Regions from separate parts of the Mus musculus genome. Here all the other regions are linked to region 1. Evidence: chromatin loops called from intact Hi-C (ENCODE). Cell type or tissue: left cerebral cortex. All regions are shown on one strand.

The links. Hi-C counts contacts between places; a loop is a spot of excess contacts. Peaks named below come from ENCODE experiments on the same cell type or tissue, not always from the same donor. Only the 100,000 strongest peaks of a DNase experiment are listed, where the experiment ranks them.
Region 2: a loop joins it to region 1, with 3 times the contacts of the local background. A loop is called at or near these places in 10 of 42 quality-filtered maps.
Region 3: it touches region 1 in a loop (2.8-fold over the local background); 4 of 42 quality-filtered maps call a loop at or near these places.

The regions. Positions count from the first base shown.
Region 1 is chr3:109,335,094-109,343,093 of GRCm38, reverse strand. Vav3 (vav 3 oncogene) reads right to left here and starts at 2,411. Exons shown (of 27, transcript NM_020505.2): 1 at 1,852-2,411. The coding sequence starts at 2,055. In left cerebral cortex, no CTCF peak of the experiment used is centred here; DNase peaks (open chromatin) are centred at 1,233, 2,313 and 3,004; H3K4me3 peaks cover 2,114 bases.
Region 2 is chr3:109,167,974-109,175,973 of GRCm38, reverse strand. Slc25a24 (solute carrier family 25 (mitochondrial carrier, phosphate carrier), member 24) reads right to left here. Exons shown (of 10, transcript NM_172685.3): 10 at 7,565-8,000. Among named protein-coding and RNA genes, the nearest start is that of Slc25a24, 49 kb to the right of the region's middle. In left cerebral cortex, a CTCF peak has its summit at 4,448 (motif pointing left); DNase peaks (open chromatin) are centred at 2,686 and 4,430; H3K4me3 peaks cover 241 bases; H3K27ac peaks cover 195 bases.
Region 3 is chr3:109,462,600-109,470,599 of GRCm38, reverse strand. All of the region lies in intron 2 of Vav3 (vav 3 oncogene), which reads right to left. Among named protein-coding and RNA genes, the nearest start is that of Vav3, 130 kb to the right of the region's middle. In left cerebral cortex, a CTCF peak has its summit at 3,021 (motif pointing right); a DNase peak (open chromatin) is centred at 940.

The DNA of each region.
Region 1 (8,000 bases):
GCTCCTTTTCATCAATGATGCTTATAATGACCTTCAGTCATCAAACTGATTACATTATAGATAATGCATTTTAAGAGAAGAAAGAGGAGAATCCACTTGACAAGATCCCATGCACTGTCAGCAGTCAAATAAAGACTTGAATGTCAAAGAATGCCCAGCTATCCAAAAAGGAAGGAAGGAAGGAAGGAAGGAAGGAAGGAAGGAAGGAAGGAAGGAAGGAAGGCAGGCAGGCAGTTAGAAAAGGAAAGGAAGGAAGGAAAAAAGAAAGAAGAGAGAAATTTGATTATTAAGAACACTTTGATGAGTAACTGCTGAAAGTTCCAGAAACTAAACTTCGAGGAAATATGCACAGCACGTGGCATCAAAGCACAAGACTTCATGCTGCTACTGAGACTACTGATCAAATGGAACTGGAGATCTAACAAGTGACTCCTGTGCGTGGCACAACCTTACTCCTAACAGTTAACTCAGACAGTACAGAAACAACCACTGAAGCCCTCCACAGGACTATCTATGGTTGCCACAATTGTGGGCAAGTCCACAGAATTAGCAATCACCCATCATTCAGGTTTCTAAGAGAGTCTAAAATAATTGATCCTTATTGTAAACACATATGGCACTCAATACTTATATATCTGCTTTTTTTTTTCCTTGGAGACTGCTTACCAACAGGGGACACAGAATTTGAAGTGAGGATCGACCCTGATGAAATACTGACAACCAGGGCAGAGTGTGGGAGTTCCTGCTTTAATTATGAGATTATTAAACTGCATAAGATCACTTTTTTCTGCAAGGACACAGCTCTGGGTAAGTGGTAAGTCTCTGAATCATACAGGGCTAGTGCTAAAATATGTCACTAAAAGGTCTCTTTCCTTCCCCTTTTAAGTTGAAACATTTCTTTTTCTTTTCGTGTGCATGTGCGTGTGCGTGTGAAAGAGAAAATAGAAGTTCTGAGTTGTGTTGAACATCCTTTTAACAGAAACTTTCCGACCGGCCCAAAAAATAAGCAGCACTGGGCTGCATGTGGCTTTTTGAGCTGTCTCTGAGGAACCCACTGCTTTCTGTGCCTTCCAGGACTGGATTTTAATCAGAACCCTCAAAGAGGTATCTCCAAGCTAAGGCCACAGAAGCCCAAGTGCCTCCAAGCTACCTGATCGCAAGACCCAATGAAAAAAAGCAGAGTCTCCAGCAAAACTTCTCACTTCCTGCCACCGGTGAGGGAGGCTGGGCTGGCTCCCCTTACGTTTTCAGACAAGCTATAAACACAACCTTCCAGTTTGCTAACAGGCCACGGGCTTAGGGGGCGGGGTGGGGAACTTCAGGAAGGCTCTCTGTGTCCCTCTTGGTTTATTTCCTCTGAGCAGATAACGGTACCAAACGCCCTCCACTTCCTAGAGTCCTCATCTATGGCACAGTTCCTCTTTCCAGAACGTGAGGACCAAATGAAAGCAAAAAATAAGTCAAAGCAAAATTAACCCCACCGCTTCATCTCATCCCTTCTCATTGTTATTTTAGAGCCGACTCCCTCTTTGTTATCACACACACACACACACACACACACACACACGGGGGGGGGGGGCAGAAAGGTGAAACGCGCCCTAGGATAACTTATTTCTTCCCGCCTCCCAGAAACCTTTAGGATTCCATACACCATCTCCCGACGCAAGGCTTTATTAGTTCTGCTTAGAAGCTAAGTCATTTCAAGGCAAGTGAGGAAAAGCCCCCAAGCTGAGAACTGAGAGGCAGGGCAAAGCGGAGCGCACCTAGATGTTTGCATTTACACAAAGAAATTATCCGGATGATTAATGGGAGCCTCTGACGGGCAGCGGGGTCGCGGGGTGGCCTCCATACCTGGGACATCTGGGGCCTCAGGTTGATCTCCTTCAGATTGATGGAGTGTGGCCGCAGGTTGTTGAGCAGCTGGCAGAGCAGGACTCCATCGCGAAGGGTCTGCGCCAGGTCGAACACCTGCGCCGAGTCCCAGGTCACCCGATGGTTGGGGGGCAGCACCTTGCTGTGGATGAGCCACTGAGCGCACTGCTTCCACGGCTCCATGTCCGACGGCTCCCGGACCCGGCCCGGCCGGGGCGGGCAGCGACTCTGAGGTGGCCGCCGCGGAGCGTCAGAGCCCCGCCGACGCCAGTCGCGCTGATGGCCCCTGGTTCGCTTTGCCTTTCTGGAGCGGGCGCCGCTGCCGGCGGCTCGGGGACGCCGCGTGGGACTCGCCTCGGGTCCCCGCCCGGATGCGCCGCGGCCCGGCCGCCGCTGCAGCAGCGAGTGCCGCGCGCTCTCGGTGCGCCCCGGCCGGCTCCGCTGAGCACTGGCTTCCGACTGGCGAGCCTGGCGCCCCGCGACTGAGCATGCCCAGCGCGCCTGGCCGGTCTGTGCGGTCCGCGAGTCCCCGGAGGCGCGGGTGCGAGCGTGCCCGCCGCCCTGGCTGGGGGTCCGGGGCTGAGGGCGGGGCGGCTGGGGGGAGGAGCGGGCCGAGTTGGGGCGGCGGCCACAAAGGGGATCCCGGCGCCCCCGCCCGCCCGTGAACCCTCGGATGAGTGGAGCTTGCACAACCCCGGGGCGTCCAGGGATTAGCCCATCGGCGCGGCTTCCTAGGAAGTGTGGCTGAACACTGAGATTCGCAGGGGTGTCCCCGGGGACACCCTGAACAATGAATGCGATTTAAATTAAGAGGGTCTCAGAGGAGCCAAGGCTTAACTGGGACACAGGGAGCCTGGAGAAATGAGATGTGCACTACGCGCAGCTGGAGAACGCAGCATGGAAAGTTTGTGATCGGCCCCTGGTCCCGCCTCCTCCAGGTCCATCCTCAGCCCCTTCCTGAAAGTCAGTTTCTTCTGAGAATGTTTTGACACCTTGAAAGTGCGTGACGTGGGGACAATTGCAGCTTCAGCCTAGGTAGAGGGAAAGAAGTAGGTTTTGCATATCTCCCAGGCTTGGAACTGTTCACTAAAGCAGTCCAGCGCCTTTTGCTGATCTTCAAAATCCTGCCTGAGAAAAAAAGAAAACTGGCCGGTGACACAGAGGCAAGAGCGCGCATGCGTCAGTGACTTGCCACCAGGTTTGAGCTCAAATCGCTTCAGTACCGAGACACTGAGAGACTGGGTCAGCATATTTGGAGAACCCTGGGGAAAATTGGAAAGTTCCCCCCCACACACACCCACACATGTCAACTCTGTCATACTGAGGCAAGGTTCTCCCTGTCTTTTTTATTCCCACTGCCCTACAAAGCCGAAAAGGGTGTATAAGCTTTTTGTAGTAATATATTATTTCACTGAACTCTGACAACTCCCTGTAAATGCCCTCTTCGCTAGTCTTTTTTTTTTTTTAATTGAAATCTAGTTTGGTGGGATTTTATATCTGTTGTTGCTGCTGCTGCTGCTGCTGCTGCTGCTGCTGCTGCTGTTTCATTAGATATTTGTAGCTCAAATTTTCGATTGTGGATCTTATTGATTTTATAAACAGGACAAAACGTAACTTTTAAAAAGTACATGATCTGTTGGGACAGAAGTTCGCTTCTTTTATGCGTGACTGTAGCAAGCGTGGCCTGCTGTGTACACAACCAGCCTTAAACAATAATAAATCAGCCTAAGGATTTCCTTTCCTCGCATGCATCCGTCCCCAGCAACTTCCTCTGTGCACACTGTGGAGTCCATCAATAGCACAATGTTTCCTAGACCATAATAGGTTTGAAAGCCTGAAACTACAGGAGGATCAATCCTTAGCAATACTGTATCACCGAAACTGTAAAGTGCATCCTAGGCACGAAGATTATCAACAGCAGTGTTGCAATAAAATAGAACATTATAATCATAAATCGTGAAAGAATGTATAAAATATATATACTTTTTCTTTCTGGAATTTTCCATGTGATTTTTTTTGGGGGGGGGGGGTTGGCTGTTGACTACCACTTTCCTAAAAACTCAGAATGCAAAACCATCAAAAAGAGGCAAGTACTGTAAGCCATGTTACTCATTATAGATCTTTACAAACAAAACACACATGACTTGCCATTTAAAATGTGGTCCTGCATAAGAAGAAGTGGCGCTGGAAAAGAGGAAAGATGATAAGGAAAAAGCAAAGACTAGCCAAGCATTTCATTTTAGGTAGCATCAGATCATCCCTTAATACTGTTAAAATATTTCCAAAATCCAGATCATGTGTACCGACCAGTAAACAAACCTGGATTTAGAATCCAAGTTAAGCTGCTTTTTGATAACCTTGGGCAACTTCTATTCTTCTAACCTTCATTTTCTTCACCTATAAAATGAAGGAAGTGACCCTTGCCACGTTGGGTTGTCAGAATAAAAAAAAGAGTACGCCTTGGTACTTGGAATGAATACATAGACAGGAGTATCACTGTGGACCTTGTAAGACTCTCGGGCCTGAACAAAATACCCATGGAAGGAGTTACAGAGACAAGTGTGGAGCAGAGACTGAAGGAATGACCATCCAGAGACTGTCCCACCTGGGGATTCATCCCATAAACAACCACCAAAACCAGACACTATTGTGGATGCCAACAAGATCTTCCTGACAGGAGCCTGATATAGCTATCTCCTAAGAGGCTCTGCCAGTGCCTGACAAATACAAAAGTGGATGCTCAAAGCCATCCATTGGACTGAGTACAGGGTCCCAGTGAAAGAGCTAGAGAAAGTACCCAAGGAGCTGATGGGGTTTGTAGCCCCATAGGAGGAACAACAATATGAACTAACCAGTACCCCCAGAGCTCCCTGGGACTAAACCACCAATCAAAGAAAACACATGGTGGGACTCATGGCTCTAGATACATAAGTAGCAGAGTATGGCCTTGTCAGTCATCAATGGGAGGAGAGGCTCTTGGTCCTGTGAAGGTTCTATGCCCTAGTATAGGGGAATGCCAGTGTCAGGAAGTGGGAGTGAGTGGGTTGGTGAGCAGGGGAAGGGGGGAGGGGATAGGGGATTTTCGGAGGGAAAACTAGAAAAGGGGATAACATTTGAAATGTAAATAAAGAACATATCTAATTTTAAAAAAAAGTCTCTCAGGCCCTACCCAGACTGAATGAGTAGGACCCTGAACTGTATCAAGGTCCTCAGGTGATAAATAAATTTCCATCAAAAGCTGCAAAGCCTTGATATAAGGTATGAATATATGTGGTGCCTGTCACAGGGACAGCTTCATAAACACCACTCACTATACCACACATCCCTGTGCATCCACAGAGCATCAGCAAAGACCAAATATTTTAAATTGCTACATATCACATGTAACATGTAAATAGTACTTTAGGTCATAAAACTCAAATATTAATCCAGAAAGTGTATATAAGGGCAAGGAAGACAGATGGAGGTGTAGGAGGCCTACAAGAGGCACTTAAAGAAGTTGTGGGGCTCTTCAGGTGAGTGAGAAGCTACAACAGGTGATGGTAAATGTCTAAAATTGGGGCAACAAAACAGCAATTGGGATGGGGGGTGGTTCAGTGATAGAGTACCAGAAAAAGAAGGAGGGGGGGGAGAAGGAGGAGGGGGGAGGAGGAGGATGGGGAGGAGGAGGATGGGGAGGAGGAGGATGGGGAGGAGGAGGAGGAAGAGGAGGAGGAGGAAGAGGAGGAAAAAGAGAAAAAGAAACGAAAGAAAAATATAATGGGCTTCTCACCTGAGCTGTGTTCTTTAAATTTTTAATATTTTAAAGGAGAATGATTTGAAAGATACTGGTAACTGTTTCTTACGTACAGATATGGAAATTTAGGTTTCTATCATGCTAGGAAAGAGTACCAAAATGGTTCCTTAATGGCACATGAGGAACCTTCACCCTCCATCACTTCCTCACTGCCCACTGGGTGAAGGCCTCTACTTGATACTTTACATATATTATCTGTAATAAGATGTATCACCTCCCCAACACACTTCATTGATGAAGAAAAGGCTCTGTAGATCAAGTGTTACATACATTGTTCCTATTACAGATTTAATAAAAGCAAGATTGTATCCCCCTTACATCTGCATTGTTTCTACTCAGAGGTGCAGGTCCCCCACTTACTGAGTTTACTGAGTTAGACGGACCCCTTCCTAGAAGACTACACAAGTGGTAACACTTATTTGCAAATTCTCAGAGCCATCCATGGTGCTTCTTGATGCTACTACACTAGGAAATCTCAGTTTGCCAAATTGACAAATATACAATGGAATGAACCACCTTTCCCCTCTACTCCCTCCCATACACATCCTTCCTCACTTTACTCTGCCTCCCCAGTAGTGAAAGCATCAGGAGGGAATTTGCCTCTGTGTAGCGGTAAAAAAATTAATCCTCTGGAAACTCCCAGATGGGGGCACACATCTCTATACCTGCCCAAATGATTTGGGTTCACAAAAGAAAGACACACATACACATGTGTTGTGTTAGGGAGTGGCCCACCCTTCGAGCTGTTTAAGGTATTTAAAATGAAGGAGTTGAAAGGGGTTTGCAACCCCATAGGAAGATCAACAATGTCAACCAACCAGACCTCCAATCTCCCAGGGCCTAAGCCACCAACCAAAGAACACACATGGAGGGAGGGACCCATGGCTCCAGTCTCATATATAGCAGAGAATGGCCATGTCAGGCATCAATGGGAGAAGAGGCCCTTGGTCCGTTGAAGGCTTGATGCCCCAGTGCTGGGTAATTCGAGGGTAGGGAGGCAGGAGTAGGTGTGTGGGAGGGGGAACACCCTCATAGAAGCAGTGGGAGGGGGGATGGGATAGGAGGTTTCAGGAGGTGGGGGGAACCAGAAAAAGGGATAACATTTGAAATGTAAATAAAGAAAATATCCAATAAAAGTACAAAATTAAACAATATGCAGCTTATGCAAGTAAAAAAATAAAATATAAATCTGTGTATATGTGTCTTTCTTTCAGGAATCCAAAACATTTGGGCAGGTGTATAGGAGGCTTGTATACCCACAGGGGAATTTCCATCATATTAACTTTTTACTGCTACACCAGTGTTCTTTGTACAAGACACACGGAACACATGAAACTGAACTCTGTTCTTTCCCTTCTAGGTCTCTGCAGGTGTCTAGGTGTTCAGTCTATTCTCTGCTTCTTTCTTGTTTTGTTGTGCTTTTTGATCATGCCTTCTTACTACACTATGAACAAGAAGTAGATAGATGGTACCCGAGCTTCTGAAAAGGCAGCAGATGATGGATACCATGTTCTAGGCATCCTTTCTGTGCTCACAATTTCAGAACAGTCAGGAAATGGTTACATTGGTAATTTTTCTCATTGCTGTGACAAAATACCTGATGAGAAGCAATTTTAAAAGTGGAAGGGTCAAGAAGATATGGTCCATCACAGTAGGGAAGGTGGAGGAGCTAGGAGCCGGTTGGTCACTTTGTATTCCATATTCAGGAAGTTGGGTGTGAACAGGAAGTGGGTCCAGGCTTTAAAACAACAAGGCCTCCTTCTGTTAGCTCACTTCCTCTAGCAAGGCTCCACTTCCTAAAATTATCTACAACCTTTCCAAGCAGTGCCATTATCTAGGAACCAAATGTTGACACACATGAGGCCATGGGGTTGGGGGTGGGGTAGGTAGATGGATGGATGGATGGATGGATGGATGGATGGATGGATGGATGGATGGATGGATGGATCAATGGGTGGATCAATGGGTGGATCAATGGATGACAGGTAAGTGAAAATACAAGACAAACAGGGATACAAAGCATAGGAATATCATCATAAGAGAGGAGAAACGTCACTTACTCTAGTTAAATGTTACCCATATTTATTCTGACCACTTATAATGTTCTTGGCAAAAATAAAGTGAGACTATAAAACGAATTGCCTGTACCCATGTGAAACAAGTTCAGAAGTAGGAAATCCCTGCATGCTATCTCCATTTTGAAAATTACTTCATTTCTATAACTTCAACTACTAAAATACATGATGACATGATTTTAGTTAGATGCATCCCACATGCCTGATGTCTAAAATTAATAATTGCAGCAGGTATTCAGGAGTTTATTGCAATTACT
Region 2 (8,000 bases), 170 kb after region 1:
TTCCTCACCTTCATTGAAGATATTAGATACCCAAAACAATAGACACTTATACGTGGGGCAGAGGGTATATATAGTTCAATGGTAGAGCATTTACCTACTATTTGCAAAGCTCTGTATTCCATCCCTAACATTATGCTGTCGCATCCCAAAATGTCTTCACCCCAAACCATTTCTCTGTTAAATTTATAACTCAAACTCTCTGCCTAACCCAACTCTTTCCTATCCACTTACCTGCCAACCATTCCCACTATACTTGTTCTCTGAGACCTCTGATTCATGGGCCCACACACTTCTGTGTGTGGTTCCCCCTCTCTCTACTCTGGCTCGCTGGACCACACTTCACAGTCCCTTCTCAGAGCTCCAATGCCCTTTCCTCTCTGGCTTTCCCAGCAGTTCCCTAGAGAAAGCCTGGATGAACCCAGCACCTTCTCTCTTTGTAGTTTCCCCAGAGATGCTGGAGCAGAAAACTCTCGCCCACCCACACCCGTCAACATCTTCTCATAGCAGAGCCACAGAGCGGGGGGAAGGTGGGGCAGACTTGTTCTCTGTCCTCATCTGGAGGGAAAGATGCCTCACCTGCTAGCTGCCCCTCTTCACCTAACTCCCTCTCCTCCACTCTCTCACCTCCTAGGACCTCTCAATCATCATCCTTACCTACCACCTCTACTTACTCCTTAGGGGATCGTCTGACTTCATGGCTTTAAATAGCATTTAGATGCTCATGACTGCCAAATGATGCATTTAGAAATCCACAACTGCTGGCCTGAAATGTTGACCTGAATTTGTAATGATTTCTACCATGGTTTTTTATTTGTTTGTTTTGTTTTGTTTTTTGTGTTTTGGTTGTTTTGTTTTGTTTTGTTTTGTTTCCAGTCCCTAACACAGCGGCTCCAAACTTGATTGCATAAGAACCACCTGGAGGTGCCATTAAAAAAAAAAAAAAAGTAGAAGAAGAAAAAGAAGAGTCAGCTATGTAGCCCAGATTGGTTTCAGCCTCAGTTTTTTTTATATCCAAAACTAGGGGTCTCTGCTCTAACCATGTTAGTCACACTGCTTCTCCATCTGCATGACAGGCAACTTTTTCATTCTTTCTTGGGCCAAAAGCCTAGACTCACTCTTAACTCAACAGTTGCTCGTCCCCTATCTAACCAGTCTGCTGCCTAAAAGGGCACTGGAAAACACCATACTTCATTTACAGTTATTTGATCCAAACTACAAATATAAAAAAAAACGTTGCACACAACGTTTAGAGAAAAAGCAATTTTCAAGGACTCTCCTCCGAGGCTCAACACCAGAATCACCTGGGGCATCAGGTTCTCTTCCACCCTCAGATCTCTTTGCCCTGGGGTAAGAGTAAATAGTTTTAAAAGCCAAGCCGCCTGCTACCAGCTGGGTGTGTTGTCACTTGCCAATAATCCCAGAACATTGGAGTAGGGTGCTGACACATGAGGCTTGAGCATTGGATTGGATATTTAATTGGGTGTTCGATTGAGCATTCCCTAGGCTACCTTGGCTAGATGTTGTTGTTGTTGTTGTTGTTGCTGTTGTTGTTGTTGTTGTTGTTGTGTTCATAAAAAGAGAAAGGGAATATGTTTGATGGAGGAGTAGTCAGGTATGGGGGAAGCAGGTGCCTCCAAGGGCCCATACTGAGGCATCCCTTCTTTCCGAGGGACCAGCCACACAACAGTGTATTATAGAATAGAGTTGATTCAGGGCATGGGGAGGGGAGTTGAGAGGGTAGTAGAGACAGAGAGAGAGAGAGAGAGAGAGAGAGAGAGAGAGAGAGAGAGAAGAAGAAGAAGAAGAAGAAGGAGGGGGAGGAAGAGGAGAAGGAGGAGGAGGAAAAGGAGAAGGAGGAGGAGGAAGAAGAGGAAGAGGAGGAGGAGGAGAGAGAGCAGAGGAGGGGAAAGCAGCCCCTTTTATAGTGAGTCAGGCATACCTGGCCATTGCCAGGTAACTGGGGCCGAACTTAAACAAAATGCTACCAGTTGTCGTTGTTGTTTTTAAAACCACTCCAGGTAGTTCTTGTGTGGTCAAGTTTCCAAACCGCTGTGCTAGGAAGTTAAAAATAACTAGTATTAATCAACATTTAAATGTTAAACCGTTTGGGTATCATACACAAAGACAATATTCCAATATTAAAACAAATAAAACAAGCTAGAGAAAGTACCCAAGGAGCTAAAGGGGTCTGCAACCCTATAGGTGGAACAACAATATGAACTAACCAGTACCCCCCCCCCCAGAGCTCGTGTCTCTAGCTGCATATGTATCAGAAGATGGCCTAGTTGGCCATCAGTGGAAAGAGAGGCCCATTGGTCGTGCAAACTTTATATGCCTCAGTACAGGGGAACGGCAGGGCCAAGAAGTGGGAGTGGGTGGGTAGGGGAGTGGGGGAGAGGGTATGGGGGACTTTTAGGATAGCATTGGAAATGTAAATAAAGAAAATACCTAATAAAAATAAATATAAATAAATAAATAAATAAATAAATAAAACGTATTAAAACTGGGATGTATATAAGCATACCCTAGCCTCTTTTTGAGCCATCACTTGAATCTTGTCTAATCTTTGATTTCTCACATTGATTAAAGTCTTTTAGAACTTTTAAACATTGCTCTTTTGCTGAGACTATCTTCCCACTACAGAGAAGCTCACACTCTCAGCTCTCACTGGGCTGGGTATTTCCATTTAAAGCACAGCTTTCTTTTTTTTTTTCCTGTGAACTGAAACTGAAAACACAGGGCAAGGCTAAGGAGGTTAAACAACCTGCAGGCACCAGGCCAGGCTAATCTCTGTAGTGAGTCCAGAGAGAAAGAGAGAGAAGGGATCAGGGGTCAAGGTCGGGGAATGGGGGTTTGTGGGGGGGGGGGGATGCATGGGGCAGTAGCTCAGTGGTAGACTGCTTGCCAGACAGGCACAAGGCCCTAGGTCTAATCCCCAGGCCTTACAGTTAAAAATCAAAACAACAGGAGAATGAGAGGAAGAAGGAAGAGACAGCCTGCACCTACACCTTCCTCCACACACCCTTCTTCCATCCCTGTCTTCAGAAGGGAGCTTCGTAAGAAACCTGAGTGGTCACCCTGGTCTGACATTTCTCCTTCACGTCCTAATTTCTGGGGGGGGGGGGAGGGAGGGTCCCCCCCTCTGATCAAAACATCTGTGGTGGAAGCAAAAGGGTTTATTGGGTGTTTCTGTCTGTTTGTTCACTTGTCTGTTACTGTCATTAGTTGATACTGTTTTGTATCACAGGTTGGCCTCAAACTTGCTACCTAGCCAAAAATGACCTTGAATTCTTAATCTCTCTGTCTCCAATTCCCAAGTACTTGTGCTTCAGCCTGTCCCTCCACACCTAGCTACCAGAATATCTTTTTCTACTTGTTTCTTGAACCAAAAGGAATCCCAGGTTAACGACAGGATGCAATTTGAGTTGCGTGATTTTCCAAATGAATTCCTCTACTGAGCTTAGTGTTCCAGGAACACAGCAAGAATCTATTATGGAGAAACCCCTTTTTTATTTCCCTGTAGGTATGGGAGCACGGGGTGTGTATGCACTTGGTGTGTGCGCACATGTGCATGGAGGCCAGAAGTCAACACTGGATGTCTTCCTCAATTGCTCTGCACCTTAGTTTTTGAGTGAGTCTCTCACTGAACCTGGAGCCCCGGGATTCAGCTAAACTGGCTGGCCAGCAAGCCTAGAGACCTGCCCATGTCTAGCATTGGACAGCTGCGCCTGGGTGCTGGGGTCTCAAGTCCTCATACTCACACAGTAGGCACTTTATCAACTGAGCCATCCCCAGCCCCTCAATTCTTATTTCTTGTAAAACATATCGACCAGAGTATGCCACAAAATCAATGCTTACAACTCCTGTAGAAAAAAACGAAAACCCCATCCCACCCCCCCAAAAAAAATGATCAGAAAAAAATAAATTTTGGGAGCATGTTATTAATTGCTTAATTTATTTTTATTTCCACACTGGTGTCATAAGCTTGAGTTACAATGACACTTCTCAACTGATTTTGGGAAATGAAAAAAATATTTACCCACATAAATATCCCAGCAATATTTGCCAGGTTGTGAACGTGTACCCACAGCTCACTACATCAGCAGCCTTGTTTGTTCTTTCAATCGTGTTTAATTTCACTTTTAAAATATGGCATCTTTCTGGTTTGGGGAAAATATCGTTAAAAGCAAGAACAAGCCCTTCTCTTCAGAGGAGCCCATGAAAGGCTTCTCTGTCGTCTCCTCTCCTGGAATGGTAACAGGCTGACCCTAATTTCACTCCTCTAAATAGGGTAACGGTGGTTTGAGCAGGAAATCTAAATTCGGCCTCCAAGGTAGCCCAGTGATTTTCCAGGTCATAGCAAAGGGAAAAAGCAAAAGTTGGAAGGCTTTGTCCTTTCCCAGGTACCAAACGGCTCCGGCGCTCGCTGAGAGACGTCTGCCACCTAGTGGAACACAGAGGCCACTGATGTTACGTGCAGTGAACAAACCCTTACTGGCCTCAAGAAATAACTGTGGAGTCCACATTGGGCCCCATAAATATGTACAATGACTGATTGTTGCTTTTAAATAACAAGCTTTTAAAAAATATGTGGTTCTACAGCCAAATATAACAGGGCTTCACGGTCCAAACTTCTGTTGATGCTGGGTAGATTAATAGAATAAATAGTACACCACCAGGTGGTGGTGGCATTCAAAGCCAAGTCACAAAATATTCTTTTCTACTAATGGAAACAGCACAGTACCACCACGTTGAAGCCTCCTGGTGAAGCGCTGTCGTGTAAAGTGGAGTGTTTTTATTTGACAGCAACCTGTGTATCCTGGGTGCTTTTTTTTTTTCCCACTCTGAACAGAAACAGTGTGAGGTACGGAGTATACTTAGCCTCTGGCGTGATGATGAAAGTAACATACATGTTGCAAACTCCCACGCAAAGAGCATTTTCTAACTCTTCACATCCATGTAATAAATAATGCAGATCGTCTTTTGGAGATGACTGATACAGTCCCATGCAATTGATGACGTCAGAGCTAGAGCCCACGTGGCTGTTCCTGATTTCTTCTCATTTCATTTGTGGTATTTTTCCAGCTTGTACTAAATGATTGCTATTAATTTCTATTAAAAGAGATACAGGCACCGTATATCTTTGATAGCACAGTCCAGAAGCATCCTTCCCAATTCTAGGTTTGCTTCCTAGTTGCAACTCTAATAGATGGGTTGTGGGTGGGGGCGGACTCTTCCTCCATTGGCTCTTCTACCTGGACGCTGTCTATCGAGCTATCTGCTGTGACATCACATCGCCACACACCAGGGATGCCGGGGGATTTGGACACTCTGTGGATAGAATGGTCTGTTGCTTATGTTAAACAAATGCTAGTAAGGACCCCTTCTGAGTGCGGAGCTCCCTGCCGTGTGGCAACAGAGGTTTCATCCTGAGACACAGTGCAGCAACCTAGAGACAGTCTGAGATTTGGTATCTCTATGTTCCCATCTCTCTCATCTCCAGCCACGACGACGAGTTAGCATTCCCTCCCCTCTGTGACGTGTGAATGTGGGAACAGAAGTCATTTTCAGTGGAAGGCTCTTTTGTCTTCAGGAACACATACACTCCCAGTAGAGTAGATGTCAGGGTCCCAGAGAAGCGAGCAAAGGAAATCTCTCAACATCACAGAGGAAAGGGGGAAACCCAGTGATAGCAAAGGAGACAGATTGCCAGGTTCTAGCCCTGTGTCATCTCAATAGAGCCCATTCTAAGCATAGCACAATGGCTGAATCAGATACATGGATACTGGTGTAAAAGGTTTCTTGGCATTGACCAATGTGGACAGTGACTGCTGTCCAGAGAGGCCAGGATCCCCCGCCCACTGCTTCGGTTGTTAAGTGATATAGGAGTCTCCTGACAGATTTAAGTTGCTTGCATGACAATGTCGCACACCAAGATTCCTGTGGGCACCTGTTTCAAGATAACATCGACTGGCTGAGGGATGTATGTCTACAGGGGAGAACACTTATAGATAGAACTCAGACTAACCTGCTCTGAGACATGGGTAACTCATTGGAAGACAGGGATGTCTAGAAAATGCCATGAGTCTGTGACAGGCTTGGTTTGAAGGGTATCTCAGAATGCCTCAAAACCCTTCAATAGTTCCATTCCAACTCCACCCTCATGAATGACAAAATAACACTACTTGTTTGTTATTGTCTTCATGGGTGTCAACACAAAACAGGATAAGGCCAAACTTAGAAGAAGTGAATGAAAAACTTTTTCCCAATATGGCAAACTTTGTGTGAGGAAAAAAGAACTGAGTGAGGGTAGACCCAAAGCAATCAGCAGGAACAGCTATAGCCCCGTGAAAATCTACAAGTGAGAGTCTCTGTGATTTGTAGGGAAAGGTGTAGATTTTAATGTCTCTAAATTAATTCTCTTTAAAATTTTACCTTCTTCCTAGAGATGGAGAGACTACCCAGGGAACAGGCAGACAGGGGGACCCGAAGAGTAGGGACCTATTCTGTCTGCAATGGAAACATGTTTATCAGAAACAGGCCTTTACCCACCATTTCCCATTACAACCCCAGTGTAAAGACATTTAGATCTTGTTTAAGGAACATCTGTAGAACCAGGAAGTAGAAAAGGAGAACTGTATAGCTAATCGCCTTCCTGAAGCCTTCCCTCATCTTCCATGACTACCTGCCTCTGGGCTCACTTCCCACCAGCCATCAGCATTGGCCTGGCCTCCTTCATGTCCCTTCTTCTTATGGCCACTACCCCTGCCTCTTTGCTCTTTCCAATATTAGTAAGGCTTGTGTCCATTCATCTCCACACTCTTGTTTCATTTTTATGAATCAGATTCTATAATTTGTATCAGAAAACTTTACTCAATTACTCACAAGTAAACTTACTGGTGTTCTGTTTCCCATAATTTTAAGGTAAAAAAAACACCCCTCCCTTCCAAGATGTGCCATGCTAATCTTGCAACCTTGTAATTTTCTTGGTCCTGGAAACCCCTTGGGCTATAATCCTTGCTCTTAAGGTCAGGCGTTGAGTACCATGTGAAACAGTGCCTTGTACCCAAATGCACAGTACCCATAGCAGCTCAGGAAAGGCAAAAGGTTGAGAAAGACTCTCGGGAACCAGTCTGTAAAGTATATTGTTTCAAACCCGCGTTGGTGTTATAAATGCATGACACCAAAAAAGAAAAAAATGTATTATTTATAAATTCTTTTCAAAATGAGTGTCCTAATTAGTTCTGTCAACTGTCAAAGCAAAGAGTCTCAACTGAGGTATTGCCTGTGGGCATGTCTCTGGTAGTCCCTGTGGGCATGTCTGTGGGCAGCTGTCTTCACTACCATTTGCAAATGGAAAGAGCCCACATGGTTCCTGTTTCTTCCTGCTCTGACTTCTCTCAGTGACAGACGGTATCCCATAAGGTGAAATAGCCCTTTCCTCCCTAAGTTGATTTGCTTGAGAGTGTTTTGTCACAGCAACAGAGAGGAGCTAGGACAATTAGAAAACAAGCCATTTTAAAAACAGACAAATATATTTAATACAAATGAGCAGTGACTATGTAGCAATATCAGAATAAGCTGTGTTCAATAGGAGGGTTTTTTCCCCAAAAAAGATACAAGATGTACAGATAAATCAGTCATACCTTACACATGTTCACTGGGAGACGATTCAATTTCATAATGAAGTATGGCCATTTTCATAGTTTTTATCAACTTAAAATTCCAAAGACATTAACAGTAATATGCATTTCCATAATTGTTACACATTTTAAAAAAGGTGTGAATCATGTACCTTAATATTGTCATTCTAGGTATTACTCCAAAATACAATAACCCCGAAGATGAAGCAGAGTCCCCTCCTTTCTTTATATAGTACAAAAATACCAAGACAATGCAGGCATCCGTAGTACAAACCAAGCTGTGTTTTAGAATAAGTTTCATAAACACAGGCCATCTTTCTCTTTGGTTCAAAAAAAAAAAGAGGTAGGTAGGTTTAA
Region 3 (8,000 bases), 130 kb before region 1:
TGTGGTGGTATGAAGATTTCAAGGAGAAACAAACTAAACCCAAGAAAAGGCAGCAAGTGGACATTAATAAAGAACAGGAATGACTTCTGATTCATAAGGCAATCATATTTACCCTCCTCAGCTGATGTCGAAGGGAATTCAAGTCAAAAGTGATCCAAAGGTCACTGACTCCTCGACTATCTTAATGGATAATCTTCAAAATGGGATGCATGGTGAAAACTGGGCTTTCGAGAGAGTACCCTGGCAGCAACCAGCATGGCTGATCCAAGAGGTGAAAGCACCATTTGTAAGAGCAGACAATGATTACTGAGAAGTTTCAAAACCTAAGTATTGATGCTCTAAACTGGTATGATGGTCCCATTCATAGAAAGGAAGCTGTCTAATTTAAGAGTATCTTCATATTACAGTGTATGTTATTCCAGATGATGAATGCAAGAGAGAGTTCCAAAGATTCTGGACCCAAGGAATAAAAAGTGCACCACAATTTTCCTTACATTTGGCATAAGAAGAAATAGCATTCTACTGAAATAAGTGGTAATGGAAGCTTGGTTGGATGCTCCAGTGTCTATCTTTTGCATGTATGCTGTGTGACATGACCAGTTTTGTCTGCATGGGAAAACCCCTATCTTAGAATTGGGAGCCCATCATCCACTCTAACATAGAGCTGCCCATCACTTGCATCTCAGCCTTCACCTCATCCTAGGGCTTGCACACATGACCTATGTTGTGCCACAGGCACCCCACTCCTAGATGCCCACTTAGAAGCTTGTGAAATGAGGAAAAAGGTGTGTTTGTACTCTCACCATAACGATTAACAACATCTCAAGTAAGGGCTCCATGGCAGTGGCTGAAGTCCAGGGCCCTGTCTCAAAGACAGCGTGCCTGGCAGCTCACATGACCAGACAAGCTCCAGGGGCCCCTGCACGCACTGTTCCTGCCTGCCAGGCACCATGGCCCTGGCAGTGACTCAAGGAGTGACTCAGATCCCATTCTTTGACTTACAGCTAGAAATCTGGATTCCTCAAGACATGGATAAGAACAACTTGTAATCCCTCATCAAAACACTTGCTTGAAGATGGGAAATTTGTAATAGAATTCTGCACTATCTACCATCTCTTTATGCTATTAGGAATCTGGAAACAGTATCTCCAAATTCCGGGTCTTGTCAGTAGCCCTCTTAGACCCTTATCTCTTTGCCTAACATAGAAGTAGAATGTTATATCAACAAAAAAAAAAAAAAAAAAAAAAAGAACACAGGTTTTAGAATCTTGTGACTGGGCACTAGAAGAATGACTTCAACATTTCATACTTGAGTGATCTGGGTAAGTTACTTAGCTTATCTGAGCCCATTTCTAACATATGATTTTGAGATATTTAAGCCGATCCTGGGGAAATTGTGAAGTCAAATGAAATCATTGGTGCAAAAATCTTCACCTAGTGTCAAATATGCCTATTGCCAAATATACTCAAGCAAGTATGCATTGGCTTCCTAATTGATAACACTGATAAACACAGGCCATTTGCAGCCTTACATAACCTCAGCCTGGTCCAGTCCTGTTTAGAGTCTTCTTGCTGACCATGATTCTTCCAAGCCCCTGGCACTGTCAAGTGTGTCACTAATAAGTGTCATTTGGGTGCCAGATGGGCCTGCCTGTAGGTGCTTCTTTGGGCTGAATGCTTTTCTTTTAGCTCGATCTTTTGCTTGTTATGAGTCATTGGAACCTTAGCCTGGCACCTCAAGTTTTGACAGTAATATATTCTTGTAGATAATTTGTAAAGTATAGAGAATGCAAGGCAGAGGCAATAACACACACTTTTGACAGCTAAAAGCATCCAAAGGGATGTCTATTCAAACACTCTAATGCCCCAAATGAGCAAAATGAAGTGGAAAGGTACAAAGACAGCCCCCACCCACCTACATCACTATTTCCTATGCCAACCAGGCTGTCACTCAGGACTCACAGATGCTGGCTGCCATCACTCAAGCCACAGTCCTGGCTCTACCCTGAGCCTCATGACTCTAGTATAGCACCTACATGTCCAAAGACTGAAGTGCTACCAGACCCTAGTCTCCAAAGCATGTTCCTCCTGTGACAAGCATCAAATTTTAAGAAGCAAAAGAGCTTTGAGGATGTCCTATGGGATCCTTCCAAGGAAAGGTTCCAGTCCCTCCCTCTAAGAAGCTTACTACTCAATGGGGAGAATAAAGACTGACAGAGTCACGGGAAGCTCCAAAAGGATCCTGGAGTGAGGTACAACTCCAACCACTGCAGCAGAAAGCACTGAAGCCTTTCAGGGATGGTAACGTGTGCATTGGGCATAAAGGGTCATGAAGTTTTCCAAAGAGAGAGAGAGAAGCGTTCCAAAGCACAAAGGCAGGTACATAGAAGAAGCATGGTGCAGACTGGTGCATAGCATGTCTCGCTGGGGACAGAGAGTGGTTATCAGCCATAACAAAGCCCATGTGGCAAAAAGGAAGAAAAGATAAGACACAACACTGAATTAGCAGATTACAGGTAGATTAGGAAAGTCTACCAAGCTGTGTTAAGAAGGGAAAGCTTTTCCCTCTGTAGTATGGGGAGCCATCAAAAGTGCAAAGAGAAAGGAAAACAGCTGAGTTTAGAAATGACTAAGTGGAAGGAAGACAGGAGGGGTCAGAGAGGCCAGTTAAGTGATCTCTGCAATGGCCAGAAAGCAAAACAGGACCATCAGAATGCAGATGTGAAGACAAGGAAGGAGAGAACTTCTGGAGTGGCCATCAGACCATCAGAGGGCACTGGTAATCAGACATGACCATATCTCTAAGAGCTGGGAACACAGATACCTCTGGAGCTGTTCTGAGTCGAAAACGAAGATGACAAAGAATAAAAGAGTCTATCTGTTAACAAGTGTCTTCCAGGGGGAGCAGTCCATTCTCCACGCACCAGTTCATCTTGCAACTAAGACTCAGCAGACCAGTGCCCCATGGGCTATCCCCAAAAGCTCTGCATGCCGATTTACACAGGCAATAAATTCAGAAAAACACCAGAGGGCACAATAATCACTAAATGGCACATGGGAACTCTCAATTAGACCAACCCTTCCGATCTGGTTTCCTCCTGGGCTGAGTTCAGGGGTAAGAAGGAGGACACACTCCTCTGTACCATGTGATAGAAACCAGTCTAAACCAGTGACAGTCTTCTAGATTTGAGGTCAAACCCAAAGGCCGCTGCCCTACTCAAAGAGAATCTCTCTAGAATGCAGCTTCACTCTCTCTCTGGCCAAAGTCTCCCCTTCAGTCCAGTGGAAGTGTGCCCAGAATGTTCTAACAGGAAATGCCAAGAGTGCTTTCTGCAGTAGCTACCTGAGAAACACATGGATCCAAGTTTTTAAACAAAGAAAAGGTGAAGAGGTAAGAAAAGGCAGACAGCTAATAAACTATAATTATTATATGGTAGTATTATCTGGAATGTATAAATATGAACTTAAATGATATGTATGGATCTCTGGGATTTAACCACAAAAACAACAAAACAATAAAAGCAATATATGTGTCATTGATTTAAATATATATTTATATGATAATCAATGTAAACTTATATACATATAAATAATATGAATAATGGTTTTGAGATTATATACAGGTAGTAAAAGTATATAATAACACAGGGCTGTAAGCCAAGGACACTCCCAAAATCATGTGGCTAATTAGCTGGCTTCTCAGGCTTCCTCCTAATTGACACTCCCTAATAGCAAAAGCTGTACAAAGAAGGTTTTAGACTTTGGAAATAGTTCAGTCAGTCAAGTACTTGCTGCATAAGAATGAGGGTCTGAGTTCAATACCCAGCAAGCAAAGAGCCTGCCATCAGGGCTGGAGAGATGGATGACTCAGCAGTTAAGAACACTGGCTGATCTTCCAGAGGACTCAGGTTTGATTTCCAATGTCCACATGGTGGCTGACAACTATCTATAACTCCAGTTCCAGAGGATCCAATGCACTCTTCTGGCCTCTTTGGACACAGCACATACATGGTGCAGAGACATACATACAGGCAAAATACCCATACTGTAAAATAAAGGAAACTAAAAATAAAGGAAAAGAAACATTTTTAAACAAGTTATATGAGGATATGCCTATAATCCCAAAACTATACAAAGATAGGTGAACCCCTGAGACTTGCTGGTCAGCCAGCCTAGCTGAATCTATGAGGCTCCAGTCCATGTAAGAAACCTTGTCTCAAAAGACAATGACATAGGAGGTTAACCTCTGGAATACACACACACACACACACACACACACACACACACACACACACATGCTCTCACACACTTATACATACACTCACACACACACTCTCACATGTATATACACATATACAAGCACACTGACACACACACATATACACTCTCACACATAATACACACATACACATTCTCACATATACACACTCACACATATTCACAGAAGATTTCGTCAGTCTCTCCTGATAATATGATATGATCCAACATATCAGAGAAGTCATAATCTTCTCTGGTATGTTGGATCTCTACAGTCAAAATCTATATGAAGTTTTGTTTAAATAAATTTTATGGGAGCAGAACTGCTTGAAATAATCACATGCATCCTATCAGATTACCACAGTCTAAGGTTGGTCTTTGATAACAACATAAACAATAGAAAGCCCACATGCACATGGAAGCTGAACAACACTCTACTCAATGATAACTTGGTCAAGGAAGAAATAAAGAAATTTCTCTTAATTAAACTATTTGAGCATATAATCTCTACCTGTGTTTATAATGACAGCACATTCCACCTATGCAACACTCTTAGTCACAGTGTCAAAAATAGGGACAAGAAAAAAAATGATATGAGTTAATTAAATGAGTAATGCATTTTATAGCTCAACTATAAGCCTATAGATTCTATATGATTCCATAGACAGAATTTTTCTGAGAATTACTATAATATAAAGGCAGAAGGAAGGAAGGAAGGAAGGAAGGAAGGAAGGAAGGAAGGGAGGGAGGGAGGGAGGGAGGGAGGGAGGGAGGGAGGGAGGGAGGAAGAAGGAAAAGAGGGAGGGAGGAAGAAGGAAAAGAGGGAGGGAGGGAGGGAGGGAGGGAGGGAGGGAGGGAGGGAGGGAGGGAGGGAGGGAGGGAGAAGAGAAAGAGAATCATAAATACTCTGGAGTATATCAGCAGTAATAATGGGACTTTGTGGATTTTAAAGAGGAGGGTATGAATACTGGTATGAAATTCTCAAATAATTGATTTACAAGTTTTTGGTTTTGTATTTTAAGAATTCACACATACTTAGAAAGTTGGGGAATTTAGGTTTTGGCTATATAAAATCTGTTTGTCACATATCTCTAAAACTGGAAGCCAGCAAAGTCCCGGGGTGGGACTAACATGCAAAGCCCCAGGGGTTGGGCTAACATGGCCCTCACCTATATTTGAAAATCAGGTTTTACTGTCACAAACCCACTATAACTGCTTTTCTACTAAACTGTTGGTTTGCTAAGTTGCAACAGTGACATTGTGGCTTAAAAGGCCGTAGTGTTTCTTAATGCATGTTTTTCAGAGGTTTACTTGCCCTTGACTTTGACACTCTGCCTAAAGGACTGCCGTTCTACAGATGAGCCATCCTAAAACAGAGGCAGTATAGGCAGGGTCGTATGGTTATAGTGGATCCTTCCCTCATTCCCTTACTGTCACTCTACCGTTTGTCTTACGGAACAATGAAAGCTAGAAACAGGAAGTGAATATATAAAAACAAACGTGAGCATTAGAACAAGTGCCCTTTTCCAAAGATGACGATGAACTTCTGCTACTCTTCCATGTGTGGCCTGCTGTTGGGAACTGAGGTCAAGGCCTTGCACGTCTTAACCATGCACTCTGTGACTACGTCACAACCACAGACCTTATTCAGGAGCTGTTCTAGTTTCCTTCTCTGTTGTTGATAAAACACTGACCAAAACCAACATGGAGAGAAAAGGGCTTATTTGGCTTCTAGTCCATCATCAAGGAATCCCGGGGCAGGAACCCTAGCAGAGGCCATGGAGGCGTGCTGCTAACTGGTTTACTCCCCTTGTCCTGCTCAGCCTGCTTTCTTATACAACCCAGAACCTCCTCCCCGAAGGGTGGAACAGCCCACACTAGGCTGGGCCCTTCCACGTGAATCAACAAACTGACCCCACAGTCTTTCCTACAGGCCAATCTAGTGGAATCAATTAAGGTCTCTCTCCCCCAAACTGACTCTAGTTTGTATCAAGTTGACAAAAACTAGCCAGCACAGAAGCACGATGCTGAAAAAAAAATGCCATAGATCCTCCCTCCTTCACAGGCTAAAGAGGAAAGAAAAGTGACAGAGACCTGCGATAAGAAAGGAGTCGGAGGCTTTCTCGTTCTCATAGGAAGAAATAAAACTACTCTTCCCAAAGAAAATGCTCCTTCTGTCTGCTGCTCTTCCCACACTTTGTCCATTTCTACATCCGTGCCTTTGCCAGAATATAACTCTCGATCCTTTCCGTCAAAATAAAACAGCCTTTCATAAACTTCCACTACAGTCCCAGCTAGCTGTCAAAGCTCACCTATGTCACCTGTGCCCATCTCCCCTGGCTCATCCCAGCCAAAGCCTAGCCTCCTTCCTAGCCTCGCTGCACCTCAGCCATCACTGGCAAGAGTGTAAATCTGTGGGTTGATGCGCATGCACGAGGCCACAACAGGAAAGCCAGGAGACAAGAATCACTTCCTGCTGTTCTTTGCCCAATCAACAGGGATTGAGAAAAGAGACCTATGGCCGCTAACGAGAACAAAGCATCAGTCACGATGCCTCTGGTAGGAAACATCCATTCTCATTGTCTTATAGGCTTAAAGGGTTCATTGACATGAAATGTATTTTCAACAGGAAGCTATAATGCACATTTTTAAGGTTGTTAATTTTTTTCTTTTAATCCAAATGTCTACTTGTTTTAGGGATCATTAAATCCTCTGTATTTTATTTACATAGGGAGTGTTAGAATAGGGACCCTTCTGTGATGCAGTTCACTCTAAGTGTGAGCATTCTGAAGGAACAATGCCATTGCACAACTGTAAGGTCGGATTTCCATTAGTGGTCAGCCTCGCTACAACTGGCCCACAGCCCTCCTGATTGATGCGATGTGCGTCTTAGATTGACTCTCCTCTCAACCCAACTGAAGAATCAAAGGTGATTCTGCCACTTCAGCTTTATAATAGTCAATAGCTGGGTCAACTGCTCATTATAGTCAAAGCGGTCTCACAAATGGCTACGCTGCAGAGACGACAAGGTGAACTGGAGAGATTGCTTTGCATTAATCAAATCGATTTTCTGAGAGGATCTGAAAACAATGTTAATATAGAAATGAAAAATAAAAGGTATAATGCCAGTCTGGTTTTATACATTTCTGAAGTAAGTAACAGTTTGATACCTAAATACTAAATATTATTGCTTTCTCTATTTTTCATATGAAAAGTGATACAAATTTTACTAATACCACTTTCCTTGTAAATTTTATAAAATGTTAGTTCAAAAATAATAATGGCCTAAGATTTAATTTGCTAAAAGGTTCTTTGTATGAAGATTAAGTATCATTAATCTAGACATGCCCCAAAATGCTTTAATATTTGAACCCCAAAAAATGCTTTAAAATTTGAAATTCCTTGAACACAGCCACAGTAAGACAACTAAAAAATTCTACACTAGCCTCTATTGATGGATCACAATCAATACAGCACATCACATTAGTTTGGTTTATTTTTTTGGGATAAATACCATAGCCAAAAGCAACTTAGAGCAAAAGAGTTTGTTTGAGCTTTCATTTCCATGGCACACACTATCATTGAGGGGAGTAGGGCAAGCCCTGAAGTAGAAAATACGGGACACACTGTTGACTAGCTTGACATCCATGGCTTATTCGTTTTGCTTTATTTATTTATTTATTTATTTATTTATTTATTTTTATTACATATTTTCCTCAATTAAATTTCCAATGCTATCCCAA